Linked DNA regions of Homo sapiens: region 2 is linked to region 1. A link is an interaction called in ENCODE POLR2A ChIA-PET data of the cell type or tissue named here. Cell type or tissue: MCF 10A. All regions are shown on one strand. Each heading gives the region's core, and the rest is flanking DNA. Links, peaks and the distances in the headings are about the cores only.

Region 1 (2,803 bases), core at 168-2,667:
ATGTTTTGCCTCCTCCCAGAAGCAGTTACATGCAAAAACATTTGGTACTGAGAGAAAACAAGAGAGGAAGGACGACATAATCAACCAGATCTGTTGGGGTTCTGGAAATTTGTTTTATAATTGGAATGGCTCTTCCCCTTGAAAATCTAATAAGTGTGGGTTTTATCCCAAACATATGGCAGGTAATGATTATTATCCCATATATTACCTTCGAGCATGCCTTGGAAAAAATTGAAATCTCACATCTGAGTAACTCACTGGCTTTAAAAAGTGTTTAATTTGCAGGGGCAAAAATATGCTGTTTGGCTTTCCTGAGGGAGACACAGAGATGTGTTCAATAGACCATAAATCTTAAGAGACACAAAAAAGCAAGTTTATAACTGAAGAATCTGAGATATGCACCCCAAATTTCTCCTCTTGAAATGTGTTCTTATAGTCGTTTTAGTTAGTGAATTATCAGCATCGAATACAAGCCATCTGAGTCAGTGTTCTGTAGAGCCAGCCACTCTGGAGTTACAGCTGCACAGATCATTAACCACAAGGGTCCAATGCCCACCGAAACATGTTGGAAACCAGTAAAGAACATTATTCTAACACAGAAAAAGCATCAAAGAACCATGGGAACTGAGCTTTACAAGAGAAAGCCTTACTGTTCCAGGGCCTTGGTCTTACTCTCACTGATCCAGAGCTAATGTGTAACCATCCTCTTGAGGAATCTCTAAGTATAAAGATGAAATAGCTGAGCATATACTTTATTGAGATGGCTATTACTGACTTTCCTATATCAAAAGTCACAAAACACATTTTATCTTGACTACTTCCTTCACTATAGAGGAATTTCAAATAATAACTGTAAACTATTTTCCAATGTACCTATAATCCATAAAGACAGTATAATCCTCACCTGTTCACTCCACCAAGAAAGGAGCACAATGCTATCTTTTTGAATATTCCTCTCTTCTTCATCTTCCAATTGCTACATTTTTTTCTCTTACTTAGCCCATTTGTTCTGAATCTTATACTATAACTTCTCTGCGCATGTACTTTGAGTATTAAATTCAAACCAATTAGGGACCTGCCTCCTGTACACCAGATAAGCTAATTATTTGCAGATTCTGCTACCTGTTCAGACCTCTCGTAACCTGCTGTGAAACTGCAGGCAACTTCCCTCAATCTCTCTCTGTAGTTCAATATCCTCACTCTTCCGGAAGACTGGGCTCAACCACTCCTAACATACAATGATTCCTATGACTCATCAAATTCGTCACCAGTCCTGACCTCTCCCATAAAGTCCATTCCTACATGTAGAACTGAGTGTGGGACATTCACTTGGGTGTAGTAAAATGATGAGAGGACAGAGGAAGTGACTTTCTCTGGCATATCAAGTATGGGATTCATCCACGTCGCCTAATTCTTGACAGCTATTATTTCCTTGTACCTTGCAGAGCTTCAGGCCTGGCCTAGACAGATCTCTTCCAGACTAAGCCTGGGGCCTGACATAAGGGGCATCCAAAGACCCTTTCCTCCTCCTTCATCAGAAGTCTAAAACTCTTGTTTCCTTTTCAGCTGTTAGTCTGAGGGAGGATTTATTTACTGTTTCTGGAGTCTAGTTGCTAGGTTGCTAGATCCAGTAGGGCTTAGAGTGTGGGAGTGGTGATAGATAGAGCCCATTAACTTTGATACCTTAGTTAAGGTGGTATTGAATCTCCATAATTTATCTGTTCCAGAGGAATTGGGCATATAAGAGATGGTATGAGTAGTTGTTCACTTTCCCCCTCTAAAGTTGTTTCTGGTTTGGAGGTATCTTTTGCATATTGGATTTTCCTAAAATGGGGTACCCTTGTTCTGCGCAAGGTGTACCCTTGAATATAGGTGAAAGGGCTAATGTCAACAGAGAGCTCATTTTGAGTGATAAATTGCCTGAGGTTTAAGGGGGCATTGTCTCTGCCTTTGTGGATACACATGGTTATTTAAGAAATGTAATACATTTTTTAATACCAACCTTTCCTTCATGTGCTTGGCTTTTTCTTTTATCATCTGACAGCATCCCTCGTCCCTTACCCCGTCTAGGACAAGACTATGCTTTGTATCTTGACAGTGAGGAGAGCTCTAGAGACAAAGGGGGCATGTACTATGTTCATAAAAAATAGAAGCAGTCACATGGCTTGCTATAAACAAATGGCTCAGATTATAACTCCCAAAAGAACTAAGATAATTCAGGACTGGAGAGATATAGGCACTATTTCTAGTACGCTTCTTCAACTAGGTAAGATATTATCTCACAGAATGCATCTCTGTAATAAAACTATCAAACACACTCAGCTGTACTTCACAGGGATGCTGTAAGGATTTCCTTACAGTTTCAAAGGTTCCACATGCACCATAAAGACAAGGTTATCACCTTCATTTCCCTGTTGGCCACACCTTCAGTAACAAAGGTGACATCACTAGCTACTCAGGGCCTATGCTAGGCAGATTAATGAATGAAACCTGGGAAACAAATGAGCAATTTTAAGAAAAGTAGCTCTGTCAAAATGAAGTGAATTTCATTAAAATTTTAGTAGTCTTATCTAAACTGTAGTTCATTCACTCACTCAATGAATGTTTACTAAGTGCCTACTATGTTCCATATTAAAAATGGTCATTATAGCTCAGCTGAGTATTACATTTCTTAAATAACCATGTGTATCCACAAAGGCAGAGACAACGCCCCCTTAAACCTCAGGCAATTTATCACTCAAAATGAGCTCTCTGTTGACATTAGCCCTTTCGCCTATATTCAAGGGTACACCTTGCGCAGAAC
Region 2 (2,803 bases), core at 187-2,686, 140 kb before region 1:
AAGAATCTGCCTCAAAGGAAAAAAAAAAAATCAGCAAAATTCAACATCTATTCATGATAAAAACTCTCAGAACACTAGGAACAGAAAGGAAATTACTCAACCTGACAAAGGCATCTATAAAAAACCTACGGTTAACATTATATTTATTGGTGAAAGACTAAATGCTTTCATTCTGAGATCAGTAACCAAAGATGTCCATTCTCATCACTTTTATTCAACAATATTCTGGAGGTCCTATCCAGTGCAGTAAAGCAGAAAAAGAAAGAAAACGCATACCATTGGAAAGGAAGAAGTAAAACTTGGTTTATTCACAAATGGCGTGACTGCCTATGTAGAAAATCCTAAGGAATCTATAAAAATACTGGAATAAATAATGTATTAATAAAAGCAAGGTTGCCAGACACAAAGTCAACATACTAGCAATGAGCAATTAGAAATTGAAATTAAAAGTAAAAGCAATACCATTTACAAAAGCCTCAATAAATATAAAATAATTAGGGATAATTTTAAGAAAATATGAGTAAGACTCATACTCTGAAACCTTTATAAAACATTGTTGAGAAAAATTAATGCAGACTTAAATAAATACAGAGATTCCATGAGATCAGAAGACTCAATACAGTTGTTAATTGTCCTCAAATTGATCACTACATGATTTCAAGACATACTATAAAAGCTGCACTAACCAAACCGGGGTGATATTAAACAGCAGACATATAGATCAATGGCAGAGAAGAGAGAATCCACAAACAGACCTTCACAGATATGGCCCATTGATTCCTGACAAAGATGCCAAGATATTTTAATGAGGAACAAATAGTCTTATGAACAAATGATGCTATAACGACTGGATACTAATATGTAAACAAATACAACTCCCCAAGATCTAAAATCTTACCCCAAACCTTACCACCTATAAAAATGAACTCAGAATACTTTATATATCTAAATGTTCAACCTAAAACTATAAAACTCCTAAAGAAGACAGAGGGAAACACTTTTATGGGAACTTCGGTTACACAAAGATTTCTTAAATAGTACATTTTTTAAAACATGAAAAAAAAGGATAAATCTATGTCAACCTTAAAAACTTTTACTCCTCAAAAGCCACTGTTAGGAAAACAAAAAGGTAAACTAAAAACTGAAGGAAAATATTTATAAAACAATTATCTGCTAAGAACTCCTACCCGGAATATTTAAAAATAAAAGAAACTCTTACAATGCAGTAACAAAGCAACATGATTTTTTAAATGGGTAAAAGATTTGAATAAACATTTTATTTAAAAAGATATACGAAAGGCAGATAAGCAAAAAAAAGATACCCAACATCATTAATCCACAGGAAAATGTAAATTAAAATCACAAGGACATAGCAGCAGACATCCATTACAAGAGTCAAAATTTGAGACTGATAATACCAAATGTTGGCAAAGATGTGGAGCAACTAGAACACAGTACTGTTGCTGAAAGAAAGCAAAATAGTACAGCCATTTTGGGAAAGCAGTTTAGCAGTTTTTCATAATGTCAAACATATACTTACATACAACATAGCATTCCATTCATTTACCGAAGAAGAATCAAAACCTACTGTCACACAAAGACTTGCACTGGAATTTTTAAAGCGCTTTAATTCATGAGAGCTCCAAACTAGAAACAGTCCAGATTGCCATCAAATGGTAAATGGATAAGCAAATTATAATATATCCATACAATGTTATAGATTCATAGAAAGAAGAAATGAACTGCTGATACAAACAACATGGATGAATCTCAAGAGTATTACGGTAAGTTAAAAAAAAAAAAAAGCCAGACTCAAAAGACTATGTATTGTATGGTTCTATCCATGCAATATCTAGAAAAGGCAAGCCTACAGTAGCAAGAAAACATTAGTGATCAGCAGAGAATGAAGGAGAAGACTGACTACAGGGAGACAGAACAGAACTTCTGAGCTGACAGAAGTGTTCCTATTATGATGCGGTAGTGATTACACAATTTAAATATTTGTCAAGGCTCACCAAACTATAAACTTATATTGGTTAATTTTGTTGTATGGAAATTTATACCAGAATAAAGCTGAAAACAAATACATTCTCAAAAACAGAAGTATAAAATATAAAATAAATTTTAGTCTTCACAATTCCCACACACCTTAACATTATAACCCTTTAATCATTAAAACTGACATACTTAGATGTAATTCTAAATAATATGAGCAGAAATATCTAAACAAACTACTAAGTAGTTGTGAATATTTGTATGCTCAAAGACAGAAGCCTTGATTTTATTCAATAACCTCTAAAATATATTTCTGATCACTTTAGTGAGAATCTTAAACTCTTCTGCTGACAAAGATCAACAGTTTTACTGTATATGCTAAGTGGCATAAGGCAGAAAGCTAGAGACATTTTGTCAAATTATAACTGACAATAAAATGAATGAAAGGAATTAAACTGCTTGCAAATAACCAGGCAAACTAGAACCACATGAAACAAAACACTTTATCATTTGCTCTGTTCAGCTATTTTACTATTACAGAGAGCAAAAACAGCAAGAATCAGGGGCCATCAAGGTTTCAGTTCCTGGTGTGTTACAAAATGATGCCAAAAATTTAAAAGTAATCCTGAATGGAACTGAATCTTCAGCAGGTGCCCTGGGATTACACATATTTAAAAATATCCTTTCTGAAAGGTACTTTAAGGTATACACAATAAGGAAGTAACCACAAATTTTGTAACTTTACCAACACCCTATCCACATCTTTCAAAGAATTGAAACAACACATTTTCCTTTTTAAAAAAAAAAG

Evidence for each region. ChIA-PET counts read pairs that join two places held together with the same protein. Peaks named below come from ENCODE experiments on the same cell type or tissue, not always from the same donor. Only the 100,000 strongest peaks of a DNase experiment are listed, where the experiment ranks them.
Region 2: POLR2A ChIA-PET joins it to region 1 with 5 read pairs; 2 of 35 experiments call an interaction of 5 or more read pairs at or near these places.

What each region holds. Positions count from the first base shown.
Region 1 is chr15:85,493,053-85,495,855 of GRCh38, reverse strand. The region is part of intron 2 of AKAP13 (A-kinase anchoring protein 13); the gene reads right to left. Among named protein-coding and RNA genes, the nearest start is that of AKAP13, 110 kb to the right of the region's middle. In MCF 10A, for the core only: no CTCF peak of the experiment used is centred there; a DNase peak (open chromatin) is centred at 1,255.
Region 2 is chr15:85,633,843-85,636,645 of GRCh38, reverse strand. The region is part of intron 8 of AKAP13 (A-kinase anchoring protein 13); the gene reads right to left. Among named protein-coding and RNA genes, the nearest start is that of LINC02883, 120 kb to the left of the region's middle. In MCF 10A, for the core only: no CTCF peak of the experiment used is centred there; no DNase peak of the experiment used is centred there.